Linked DNA regions of Homo sapiens: all the other regions are linked to region 3. The links are chromatin contacts, found by Hi-C in ENCODE. All regions are on one chromosome and are shown on one strand. The core of a region is the stretch at or near the end of the contact, and the rest is flanking DNA. Distances in the headings are between cores, read along the strand shown.

Evidence for each region. A loop is a pair of places that touch in the nucleus more often than their neighbours do. Pooled maps may share reads with other maps.
Region 1: a loop to region 3 is called in a map with no recorded cell type, with 9 times the contacts of the local background. The contact joins two enhancer-like sites. A Hi-C loop is called at or near these places in 1 of 168 maps with a recorded cell type or tissue (GM12878), 8 of 37 single-sample maps with no recorded cell type and 3 of 50 pooled maps.
Region 2: a map of CD4-positive, alpha-beta memory T cell shows a loop between it and region 3 (16-fold over the local background). The contact joins the promoter of MRO here to the enhancer-like site in region 3. A Hi-C loop is called at or near these places in 2 of 168 maps with a recorded cell type or tissue (CD4-positive, alpha-beta memory T cell and naive thymus-derived CD4-positive, alpha-beta T cell) and 5 of 50 pooled maps.

What each region holds. Positions count from the first base shown.
Region 1 is chr18:51,151,661-51,155,767 of GRCh38, reverse strand. No RefSeq gene overlaps it. Among named protein-coding and RNA genes, the nearest start is that of MEX3C, 44 kb to the left of the region's middle. RefSeq lists enhancers at 1,433-1,562, 3,747-3,796, 3,807-3,966. Within about 2 kb of position 1,672, at least 9 of the 41 ENCODE cell types and tissues checked have a DNase peak (open chromatin) inside an H3K27ac peak, as active enhancers do; they include GM12878, where a contact is called at or near this core.
Region 2 is chr18:50,818,693-50,822,950 of GRCh38, reverse strand. MRO (maestro) reads left to right here and starts at 2,935. Exons shown (of 8, transcript NM_031939.6): 1 at 2,935-3,054; 2 at 3,249-3,370. RefSeq lists enhancers at 2,731-2,780, 2,617-3,250.
Region 3 is chr18:51,723,438-51,727,566 of GRCh38, reverse strand. No RefSeq gene overlaps it. Among named protein-coding and RNA genes, the nearest start is that of LINC01630, 330 kb to the right of the region's middle. Within about 2 kb of position 2,051, at least 2 of the 41 ENCODE cell types and tissues checked have a DNase peak (open chromatin) inside an H3K27ac peak, as active enhancers do; they include GM12878, where a contact is called at or near this core.

The sequences.
Region 1 (4,107 bases), core at 423-2,922, 570 kb after region 3:
AAGGATTGATTCTAGAACCTTTGTATATTTGATAGTGTTTCTAACTTTCATTTCTTTACCATTTGCAGTTAATGTCCAAGTTCTGCTATGCATCATTTACGTGCACGTTTCTATAATTTTTTAAGATTGTCCTGGATGTCTGGTTAAACAACAAAAAGTCTATTTAAAACTGTAGCAATAGTTTGAACTTGTAGCAAAGAGGAAAATTGTGGGGTTAAACTTCGTATTTTCTTTCTTATAGAAGCTTCTAAAAAGGTACTTTTATGTATTCTTTTTAGGAAATATTGTGTACAGCTTTTAAAACATCAATGTTTGGATCAAAACAAGACCCAGCTTATTTTCTGCTTGCTGTAAAATAAGCAAACGTGCTATAATGAAAACAAAATGAAGGAAATAATGGTTAACTGGAAAGAAAGAAAAAAAAAAAAAAGAAAGGCAAATTCTCTGTTCCATTCCAGGCCCAATGGATCAGAAACTTTGTGGGTGGGCCTGAGATCCACTTGGCTGGATCAGGGGTCCCTGAGTTTTTGTATTGCCTGCCCTGACCACAGGACAAAAAGTTGTTCATGTACCCAAACATTCTGATTATTTAATTTTATAAATTACTTCTGCATACTTCCGTGTGACATTGCACTATCATGCTATTATTTTTTAACATCCAAAAAAGAAGAGTAAAAAGGATGAGATAAAGGTGAAATTAAAAATATTTTAAATGTCTTATTACCCTCTCTTGGCACAATACGCACTTCAGACAACATCCAACCAGAATGATTATGGATGTAAAGCCGTATTTCAAATAGTCTTCTGGATGATTGCAATTTCAGCCAACTCTTCAAGGTCTGAGGAAAGTGCTGCTGTTTTCATTTCATAACGTGGCTGGGGGCAGAGGAGGGAGGGTCAGCTCTGCCATGTGGGGGCTGCGTGGTATGATTTCATATTAGTGTTATCTTCAGTCCAAGATTTCTTTTCAACATTGTTTTAAAGCCACTTATCCTTTTTGGGAGCCTTAGTTGACTTAAAAATAGATAATAGAATATCTAAATTCCCTTTGGTGGGCACTATGTAAGTTGCAATTTGATGAAATCCCCGCTCTTCCTCCCACAAAGTACTCCTCCTACACAGCCGTCTAAGGCACGTGAGTCCCTCAACGTTCAAAATTACTAACATTGCACAGCTTTTTCTTTCATGTTGGAAGCAAAATGTTAATCTGAGTAGATGCACTATTATTTTTCTTTCCTTAAGCCCTCTGGGATGTATGTACTCCACTTTGGAGACCCCTGCTCCAGACTGAACACATCACCCCTCCACTTCCCTTGAAAGCCCTGTGGAGTCCCTCAAGAGATTTCATCAATCCAGAGGCTCAGCCAACAGCTGCACAGTTTGCCTAAGGAAGGCTCAGTCCAGGGGGCTCGCAGGAGACCACATATCCCCCTTTCCTCCGTGACTAGTCCACCCTGAGTTTCTGTTACCACTCAAGAGGCTCAGACACAGGAGTGTGGAGTCTCGCCCGCAGCCAGCATGGCAGGGGCAGCTGCTAGACAGCCCCAGGCAGGCGGCACTGGGCCCTGACCCCACATGCCAGGCCCTATCCAGCGGCTACCACAGGCAGTGGGCCAAGGGGCTTTCCCTGTGGGCAGCCCCAGCTGGCGGGCGAAGGCTGGGGGAATACGAGGTAGGGGCAGCTGCGACACCAGCTTCTTGTGGCATTTCTGAAATCTCATTTCCTGCCATAATTCTGAAGCAGGTGTTTCTGTTTTTTAGAGCGTCTTCAGTTGCTATTCTGGTCGTGTGAGTCGCTAGTTTTTTCCAAAGACTGAACTGCTATTTTTTCCTCTGGTGGAGGCATGGTGAGCAGCTGGTCCCCCCACCAGGATCAGTTGGGTAGCAGGCCAGCCCCCCTCGGCCAGCCCTGGCCTGGGGGCATGGGGACCCTTCACAGACTGAGTTGAGGAGCCACAGGGGAGCAGGGAGTACCGTCCGCTGAGCGGCCACCCAGCACTTTGTGTTTCAGTTCGCACTGAGCATGTAGTGTGCACCTGCCTTGCCCAGGAGAAGCAAAACAAAAACAAGCCAGGTCCCCAGCGCCTGTCTGGGGGACCTCAGCCCCACAGGGCATTGGGAGTGGCTGGAGTCAAACCCAGGCCTAGGGAGAGGCAGGTAAAGAGCTTCTTAAGTGAAATACCAGGGTCTCAAATCCAAGAATTTTAGATCTGGAGTTTCCAAACACCCTGAGACTCATACCAGACACATTCAGTAGGTCCTCTCTACAAGACTTTTAGTTTTCATTTGAATTAAAGTCTTAAAAATTAATGTAAACACATCTGACATCAGATGATCATCTCACAACTCTCACAACTAAGTATGTCTAGAGATCTCAGAGCCAAATAGTAGTAATTTTATAGGACGGAGCAGAGGATTTCATTTGTAAACGCCACAATAGTGTTCTGTATAGTGAAATGTTGCAATTTTTCCAATAGAGGCAAGATTTGGAAGAGCCCCATCATCAGACCACACAGCCTGGGTATCACTGAGTGCAGCATTCATGGTGTTTGAGTTCAGAAAAACAACATAGCAAGTCACATTAATGTGCTAACAAGTTCGGGTGGTTTTTCAGGAACTTTTGGTGTTTTCTTTGTACACTGATTTTGGTTTTAGAATTACTTAAGAGCCATTAAAATATATAGAAGTTAAATAATTTTATGGCTGGGTGCGGTGGCTCACACCTGTAATCCCAGCACTTTGGGAGGCCAAGGCGGGCGGATCACGAGGTCAGGAAATCGAGACCATCCTGGCTAATACGGTGAAACACCGTCTCTACTAAAAATATAAACAATTAGCCAGGCATTGGGGTGCATGCCTGTAATCCCAGCTACTGGGGAGGCTGAGGCAGGAGAATGGCGTGAACCCAGGAGGCGCAGTTTGCGGTGAGCCGAGATCGCGCCACTGCACTCCAGCCTGGGCGACAAAGCAAGACACCTTCTCAAAAAATAAAAATAAAAAATTATGTTCGTACTTATTTAAGTAATATGATAAACAAAATAATTTCAGTCATCCCTAGGGAATCATACGATTTCTGGTTTCCTTTGTGTAACAGAGGTTTGTACCTGACTCCGATGTAAAAACCATTACTCTCATGTTTGAATCAGATAGCTAGAATTATCTACAACAAAGGCTCATGCTGGAAGAATTAAAGCGAGGTCTTTCAGGGCTTAGGACTAGCAAAGATAGGGGGCCCTAGGGAAGCCTGTTGTCCCTAGCGTGTTTACTGGGAGCTGAGGTTAAGCAGACGCGGAAGAGGTAAAAAAAAAAAAAATAAAAAATAAGAGGCGAGGCTAACATCTAGGGAAGAAACAGCAAGCCTGTCTGCGGGGGCCACCAGAGGGCATGTTCACTACCAGCAACACACACACGCGCGCACACACACACCCACACACGCCCACACAGCCCCGGAGGCCACGGGAGACAGGTGAGGCCATCGCCCTGGGAGTGACAAAGTGACTCCTCACCTGCTCCACTGCCTTGGGGGCAGGGGAGTGTATGACACTTCAAGCGCTCACTGACTGTTCCTTGCCAGTGGATTGGGGGGTCCCAGTGATTAGGTCTGGGCTGTCATGGTCAGGAGGGCCACAGCTTTCCTCAGGTTGTTCCTCAGACATCTCAGAAACCACACTGACCACAGGAGCAAAACAAGAAGCACAGCTGTGCAAGAGGTATACAGCCAGAAGTGGCCAAATTTATGCCAGCCAATAAAGAAGCCCATAATGCGGCAAGGCTCTAGTCCTGCCACCCGCGGTGTGGGGACACGACGAAGGAGCAAGTCCAATCAACAGTCCTCCGCGTCCCTCCAGCAGTTGAGTCAGGAAGTCAGGTGCCAGGTCCTCTCGGGACAGAAACTCCAGAGATCTGGGTTTTCTGCCCTCTGAGACTGGACCTGCGAGAATCTTCTTATTTGGAAGGAGGTGGTTGGTAAAGGAAGACAAAATAAGGCTGGAAACAGACCCAGACACATTTAGAAACAAACGGAGCAAATGAAGCACTGGGGAGAGTCACTTTCTGAAAGCCAGACACCTCAGGACCATGTGGGTGGGGTGTTTCCAGGGAGGACGG
Region 2 (4,258 bases), core at 1,686-4,185, 910 kb after region 3:
CGCTGTGGGCACGTAAGCCCCAGTCCCAAGTCCTCTACTGGTTGATTCTCCTTGAGAGCGCAGTCCGAGTGTTGGTCCCACCTGCCGAGCACTCTGCCTCCATGGAAGCAGGATCTCAGTAAACACTGGAAGAAAGAAGGAAAGAATGAGAAGCTGCTAAACCCAACCTGTGGCTAAGGAGGTGGCTGATTTTACTTCTTTTTAGAAGTGAAAATCAAGACAGAGTTTAGCTTAGCTGGGGGGCGGGGGGCGGGGGGCGGGGGATGTATTTCCTGAAAGAAGATGAGAGGGAGGAAACTTAAATCTCTCTCTTTAAGATAAATTTCCTGGCAGGGCCCAGTGGCTCATGCCTGTAATCCCAGAGGCAGGCAGATCACCTGAGGTCAGGAGTTGGAGACCAGCCTGGCCAACATGGTGAAACCCCGTCTTTATCAAAAATACAAAAATTAGCCGGGTGTGGTGGCAGGCGCCTGTAGTCCCGCTACTCGGTAGGCTGAGGCGTAAGATTCGCTTGAACCTGGGAGGCGGAGGTTGCAGTGAGCCAAGTTCCCCCCACTGCACTCCAGCCTGGCTGACAGAGTGAGACCCTGTCTCAAAAATAAAATAAAATAAACTAAAAAAGATAAATTTCCTGATTACACATTGTAATACACATGTAATTCACATACAAGGTGAATTGTGGATTGCTTTAGCTTTGCCTGTTGCCCTTTTCATCAGTAATGCAGGCTAAATAATTACCCTCTTTGCTTTTTCCAGTTGTGCCAGCCCCAGTGTACTTCTGGCAATAAGGAAATGTTAATTGAGAATGAAAATAGAGTCATTAAATCCTTACATTAAATAATTATGGTGTGTTCTTTTAAGGACATCATGTTATAGATATGCAAATATGTTGCAATCAAATTATCAAACTTGCCCTCTAATTTCCAAAGAACTGTACTGTGACCCAGGGCCACATAAGGAGAATCTTAGACTCTTGTGGGCATCATGCGTTGATTTTGATGCTTCCCAAGTTTGTGCTGTGTCTGGGATTCTCTAGGGGCAGTTAGCTGCATCCAGGCCGTTTATGAGAAGTGTTTAGTAGAGCTGAGGTCAGCACAGTGCAAGTATCAGAAAGGCTCCTGGATATCAATTCCAGTTCTGGCCCTGATGTTCTTTGTAGTTTTAAGTCAAACAGGAAAATTTATCTGCATATTAGTTCTCCTATTTAACAGTAGAGAAGATACTATTTCTCTGTCAAATATCTTAAAACATGAATACAAAGAAACTTTAGACACAAGGGGTTATTAATAGTTTGTTGTGTTTCTGTTCATGGGGAGGAGGGGATGTAAATTTCAGTTCTGATTCACAAAGGAGATTTTGCAGAGAATCTTTACAATCATACTTTGGGCTTCCTTTCTCCAGTCTCCTCTGTTCTTCGGATAATCTTATTACCTTTTTGGTCATTCTAAGCACTACATGGATTAGTTCAGTATATAGATTATGGCCGTATAAACCTCATTCTCGCTCTTGGCAGATAACCTAACTCTGGTTTTACTGAAAAGATTAAAGCTAATTTGGAAGAATTGAACTCGCCCATTCCTCTCAGTTTTGTGTTGATGTATCTTCATCTCTGTGGCTGCCTCCCAGTTGCAGGCAGAGGCAGCCATCTTTCTTCCTCCTCCAGAGCTAACCCTTTCCCTCGTGCCCTTGATGCCCCCTCCACCTCTTCCTATTACCACTACTTGGCACCAGCCACATATTAGGGCTCCCTTGCAACCACTTTCAAACAAGGCCAGGCTTTATTCCATTTCAAAAAGCACACAAGAAAACCAAAATGCTTTTGCCTGACCTTGCTGTCTCTTCTAGTCTATTTATTGCTTTCCTTTTGCAGCAAGACATCTCAATTTCCTCTTTCCTCATAGCCCCTTAGTTTTGCAGTCTAGCTTCCTTTCTCTGTCACTCTATTGAAATTGTGTCCTCAAATGTCACAGTGGTTCCCTTGTAACTTAATCTGAAGAGGGTGGTGTTTTAGCCTCATTCTTCTTATTTTCTCAGCAGCATCGATTTTCTTTCTGCCTTTTTCTTTCATCTTCCACTCTGACATAGTTCTCTGGTTTATATTTTTCTGTTTATCTCCTGGGTTTTCTAGACCAGTCCAGTGCATAGCATCATGGCTGAGTCCAAGCTCTTACATTAGCCTGCCTGTAGCTGAATTTTAACTGCCACAAATTAACTGCATGACCTTTGTCAAGGTAATCTCCCTGTGCCTCAGTTTCTCCAGCCTTAAAATGGAGACTATAGTAGGAGTATTAACCTTTGGTTTGATGTAACAATTGAATGAGATAGTCTATGTAATATTTATCACAACATTTGGCACACAGAAGTTTTAATTGAATGTTATCTATTAGCATAACAATAAGTGCCTCTGTCTTTGAAAATATAACTGTTCTTTTTTCCTTTCAGGACATATTTTCTCCCTTTATGACCCAATGCAGAGCGAGACGATAACTAATTATTGTTAAATAGATTTATGCACGTGTTTGGAGAGTCAGGGAAGGAGGGCTGATGAGAGAGAGAGGCTCCTAAATTCTGCAGGTGCTGTAATTCCCCGGTTTTAATTTTGCTTTGCTTTTTACCAATAAATCATTTTGAGAGCTTAAATCGCTCCTTTCGGGACATACGGTGTTTCTTGAGCAGGAAGGGACGTCAACGGTTAAAGCTCTTGTTGTTGGTGCAACAATCAGCCACGATGAGGCTGCTTGGCATGGAACACAGTGTCCCATCCTTAGATTAAATGCGCTCTAACAGGATTATGTAAGGAAGGAGGCAGCCACGGCGGCGGCTTTGTGCAGGGGTCGCCTGGAACCCGTCCATTGAGTCATGCCGCCATCTCGCGGCCGCATGGGGAACGGGCCTTGGCAGGGAGGTTTTGTTTGGTGCAGAGGAAAGGTCCCCAGAATTGCCATCTGCAGAATTTCTGCAGAAAGTGTCGACCAGGCTGGCATGAGGGAAGAAGGAGGGGAAATCACAGCAAGGAGAAGGAAAAACACCTCAGCATGGCGTGGGGAAGCAAAGGTAGCAAGTCATGCTTGTGCCACCCTACAATATTCTTGTCGGTTTCATTCCAGAACAATTCCCTCCCCTGCCCAAATACTCTATAAACTTTGACTTTCCCCTCTTATTTGATTCTCACTTTCCAACACTCTGTGCCGACCCGTTATCCTGGACAGACCCTGCGTCACCTCCTAATTTCCCTTCTTGTATGTTAGGAATTCAGGGCTGGGAAAATTTAGCCGAGTCATCACATTTGGCTACTACCCGGGAAAGCAGCCCTCCCGAGTCAGGAACGGGCTCCGGTTCATCACGTGGCAGCCGCCTGCAGGAGCCGCAGGTAAGGGACACTGTTGGCCGGGGCAGCCAGATGCAGCGGGAGGCGTCCTGGCTGCACTTGGGTTCCCAAAACCTTTCTGGAATGTCACTCTGGTCACCAGTATGGGAGCTCGACCTCTAGGGGGTAGGATTTGGTAATGTTCTCTTTGTAAAACTGAAGTGGGCAATGTTGACCAGGAAGCTGATTTTGTTTGCTTTTCACAAACTATGTTAATCGATCAATAGTTGGGTTATAGATCATTCTATTGTCAGCAATATAATAGAATGGCAGGGACTCAGGGAAGATATTGACACTTTAAACTGAAATGTCTATGCGGTCTGTCTTCCCTCGTTCAGCTCACAGGACATTGCCTGGGAGCTGAACCTAGGCTTATAGCACAGTGACTGAAAGGATATCTTTCAGAGTCCTAAAATCTGCTCTGCCAGTATTTGACTTTGAGTTAATTGTTCAACATTACTTTAAGCCCAGTTTCTTCTTTTCTAAAATGAAGACGATTTTTTTAATATTAATTTTTTTTTTCATTTTTTTGAGACAGGGTCTTGTTGTGTTGCCCAAGCTGGGGTGCGGTGGCCCGATCTCGGCTCACTGCAACCTCTGTCTCCTGGGTTCAAGTGATTCTTCTGCCTCAGCCTCCTGAGTAGCTGGGACTACAGGTGTGCACCACCATGTCTGGCTAATTTTTGTATTTTTAGTAGAGGCGGGGTTTCACCATGTTGCTCAGGCTGGTCTTGATCTCCTGACCTCAAGCAATCTGCCTGCCTCAGCCTCCCAAAATGCTGGGATTTATAGGCATGAGCCACCACACGCAGCCTACTATTGTCATTTATAAGTTCAGTGTTGGAAGGATTTTTAAGCAATCTAACAGTTTCTTCTGCTCATTTTACAGAT
Region 3 (4,129 bases), core at 802-3,301:
GTCATAGCTGCTGAATTTATTTCCCAACATTGGGCCAGAAGTCCTAGCCCTGGGGTTTTTATTATCAAGACTCTGATGTTAATGAAGGTAATGACACCAGGCAGAGGTTACAGCCCTAGCATATTGCTTGTACATGCAGGAGCTCACTACAGGATTGGTGCCCTGAAAAAAATTAAAGCAAAGGTCTTTCCCAATTTCTTGGGGAGACTAGGATAAATATTATTAATATACTACCCCTAAATCAAATATATCATATTTTAATGATTGAGACGATATAATCAAATTCAACCAATTTCAAGAATTTATCGACTAAATCCAGTCTCTATAGGAACCAGCCATGCAACCCTGACCCCCAAAAAGACACTTCCCCTCCCTGGGTCTCCGGCACAGGTGTTAGTGAAATGAAGAAATAATGTCACAGCATCCCTGAGTGTCCTTCTAGTTTGTTTAAGGAATATACATAAAGCCAGCAGGATTTGAAATGAAAGCAATTATGCTTTGTGCCTTTATTCAACCTTTATTCAACACACATGGTCGTGTGTTGAAAGAGATATTAAATCTCACAGGGGAATTATAGAGATAAGAGCCAGCATTTGTGTGGCAGGGAAAGAATCCTATCTAAAAAGATACCTCCTCCTCCAACATTGGCCCATATGCAGTTCCTTGAAAGATACCTCCCGCAGCACATCTGCTGCCCCAACAGCCAGAATTCTGTGCCAGAGCCCACAGCATGAGCAGTGCAATTTCTCACTTCCCCAGAGTCTTCTCAGAAAAGAAATAGAGAACACAAGGGAAATGACCAAAGCCAAGTGAGTGGTGATTTCTCTGTCTGCCAAGTTGCTAAGACATGTCAGCTCTACTAGCTCTTGATCAGGGTGGGTGCCAACAAGTCTGAAAAAGCCTAGTACTACCAGGCAATCACGCTTCCCACTGAGTCCTGTCCTAGAGGATGAGATTGACCTTAGTGGCCTGTAACGCTGCAGACACAGGGAAAAGTTACTTGGAACAAGAAAGAAAAAAAATGTAACACTCGTACTTTATGTGTTTTCAGTTAACAATATGGCTGTGGAAGAAAAAAATAAATGAGCAAAATTTATAAAAAAAAGTATAAGTACTTTCCAGGAACTATAGAAGTACTTGGTTCTTTCCAAAGTATTGTCCAATACGGTAGCTGCTGGGCCCTTGTAACTATTTACATTTATATTAATTAAAATTAAACACAATTAAATCTTGAGTTTCTCAGTCACATGATCCACATTTCAAGTGCTCAATCGTCACACGTGACCACTGGCTACATATAGACAGCTACAGATACAGAACATCTGCATCATCGCAGAAAATTTTATGGGATAGAGCTGCTCTAAAAAGCTGAGTAGGCTGGGCGTGGTGGCTCATGCCTGTAATCCCAGCACTTTGGGAGGGCGGGGCTGGTGGATCACTTGAGGTCAGGAGTTCGAGACCAGCCTGGTCAATATGGTGAAACCCCGTCTCTACTAAAAATACAAAAATTAGTTGGGCATGGTGGTGGGCGCCTGTTAGTCCCAGCTACTCAGGAGGCCGAGGCAGAAGAATTGCTTGAATCTGGGAGGCAGAGGTTGCGGTGAGACGAGATTACACCACTGCACTTCAGCCTAGGGAGACAGAGCAAGACTCCGTCTCAAAAGATAAAAAATAAAATAAAAAGCTGAGTATATCAAAGAAAGTGGAAAACAAACCAGCATAACATCAATGAGGTTGCCTCCCATATCACTACTTGTTTAGAAGAAAATGTTAATTATTTCTATTTGTTGGCAAATCCTCTACCTGTTTCCTGTAGCTTTGGCACTTTACCTCACAGCTTCCGCTTAGCTGTTAGTCAAAGTCACAGCATTAAAACAAAAGAGTAGCACTTCCTTCAAGTTGGGAAGTGTCTGGACTCCCGCTAGTCTTTCAGAAAATACTACCCAGGCAGCTCCTCAAGCTGGGCCCTCACTTCCATCTCCTTTCTGTGAGCAAATCGAGTCATCTGCCCTCACGGCCTCTACTCCCACTGTGTAATTAACTCCCTTGGGTTTTCACTGAATGAGTGACTCAGCAAAATGACTTTTTAAATGAACGTTCACATTTAGCAATTCTGCCCACATACAAACTGGGACTGGAACTGACTTTTTAAGTAAACATACTGAGACTTTGATAACTAAATTAGTGGGTTTTGTTCCAAATAGTCACCCTAGCAGGTAACATCCTGCTTCCAATCATACAGATGTGTCTCAGATCACTGCTGGAACATTTCTTAGGGAATTGGCTTCAAGGCACATGTAAGTGTAAAGTGACAAAACGTTCTTTAATAAGGGATGTGGATGTCTTCTCGCGCTCTCCTCTTTAGAGTGTCTCTGAAAACTAAGAGGCCACAGAACTTTTGATTTTACAAAGCAGGTCACAAGCCTTCTGACCCTTGGAACTATAAATACATGCCTCCAAAATTAACACGGGAGGCATATAGGGACAATCACAAGGTGCATATTCATTTGTCTGTCAAACAGATGAGACATTTTAATTGTCTTTTTTTCTACTTTACTGTATAAATTTATGTGCGATTCTGTCCAGACTTTATAGTCACTTCCATGCTGCTGGATGTGTGTGTAAATCTGATAATGCTCACCAGGTAATAAATGGTTTCTCCCTCTTCTCTATGTTTCAGAAGGGTCTTGTGTTGGCAGAATTATATTTCCCCAACAACTGAAACACATGCATTTAAATATTTTAAACCTGTATGTTCACAGGCAAATTTGATTCTTGGAACCCCTTTCAAAAGTCACCTGGAATTTGAGTAGTGGTATGAATGATCATTTAAGATTATAGAGTTTGGGATAAAAAATGAAGCAGGTTTTTCTTTTGGTTTTTTAATATGACTCACAGGTTAATTTCCAGGAATACTTCTTTGAAGGGGATGAAAACTTGGGTTCATTTAAAAAAAAAGTCCTATTACTTTATAATTCTACCAAGTATATAATACATATAATATATTCAAAACACCTAAACAGATTTTTATACTCTCAGTAAATGATTTTTTCCCTTATTTTTATACATGTCCTTAAAATAAATGGACTTCATTAAAGATACCAGATATCCCAGCAATAATTTACAGATATTGGATTTAAAGAGCACATAGTAAAATTCAGTTGAGTCAAAAGAGTAGAAAAAGCTAATTTTGTATCATTTTCCCCATATTCTGAGGACCTATCATTGGCTGTATACAGAACGTAAAATCAAATACAATATTTTCCCAATATTCACAATCTATTTGATTAACTCCCCAGATGCAAACATAAAGAGAGGAGAAAGAAGCCTCAGGAAAGAGATTTTGACAAGACTGAACATGGCCAGCACCATCTCTTTCTGGGAACAGGCATGAAGGATTAGTTGGTGCCATCTCTCCAGCCCTCTGAGGTGGATGGCACACTGTTGAGGTGCCGGGTGATCACATGAGCTACCGGTTGGATATTACTGGAAAGGCACGTTCTCTCAGATTAATGTGTTGCTGTTGGTCCTCCTCTGATCTCCACGAAGGCGCCAGGTATATGCATCCATCTTGGCGATCTTCAGGTGGTGTGGCAGAAAAAGCACCCTATACCTTGCCAGGAGTTTGGAAACCCAGGTTCTCAAGACAGTTTCTCGATCAGTGAGTAGGATGACTTTAGCAGGGCCCAGACACTCCCTGTACCCCAGATTATGGATCTGAAAAATGAGGGGAAGTGATGATCTCTAAGATCCTTTTACTAAAGGAGCTAAGACTCAGACTTAGCTCCTTTAGGCCAGTGTCTCTTGAATTTGAAAGACCCTGAGAATCATGTAGGAGCACTGGTTTAGAAAAAGACAGATTGTTGATCTTTATCCCAAAATCTTCAGGGAAAGGGACAGGGAAACTAAATGTTTAAATGAAGACTCAGGTGAGACTGCGATAGAACAATGAAGGGTAAGGAGCCACCCGAAGTCTCCACTGTTCTACCTAGCTTTGATCTCATTTTAGAATGAAAAGTTAAAAACTCTATCTTTATTCCTATTTTTCAACTATACTCAGATATTAGCATTTTAGCAACTAAAGAGCAGGGCCATATCTCTCACTGTTATTCTTCCAGTGCATAAAGTA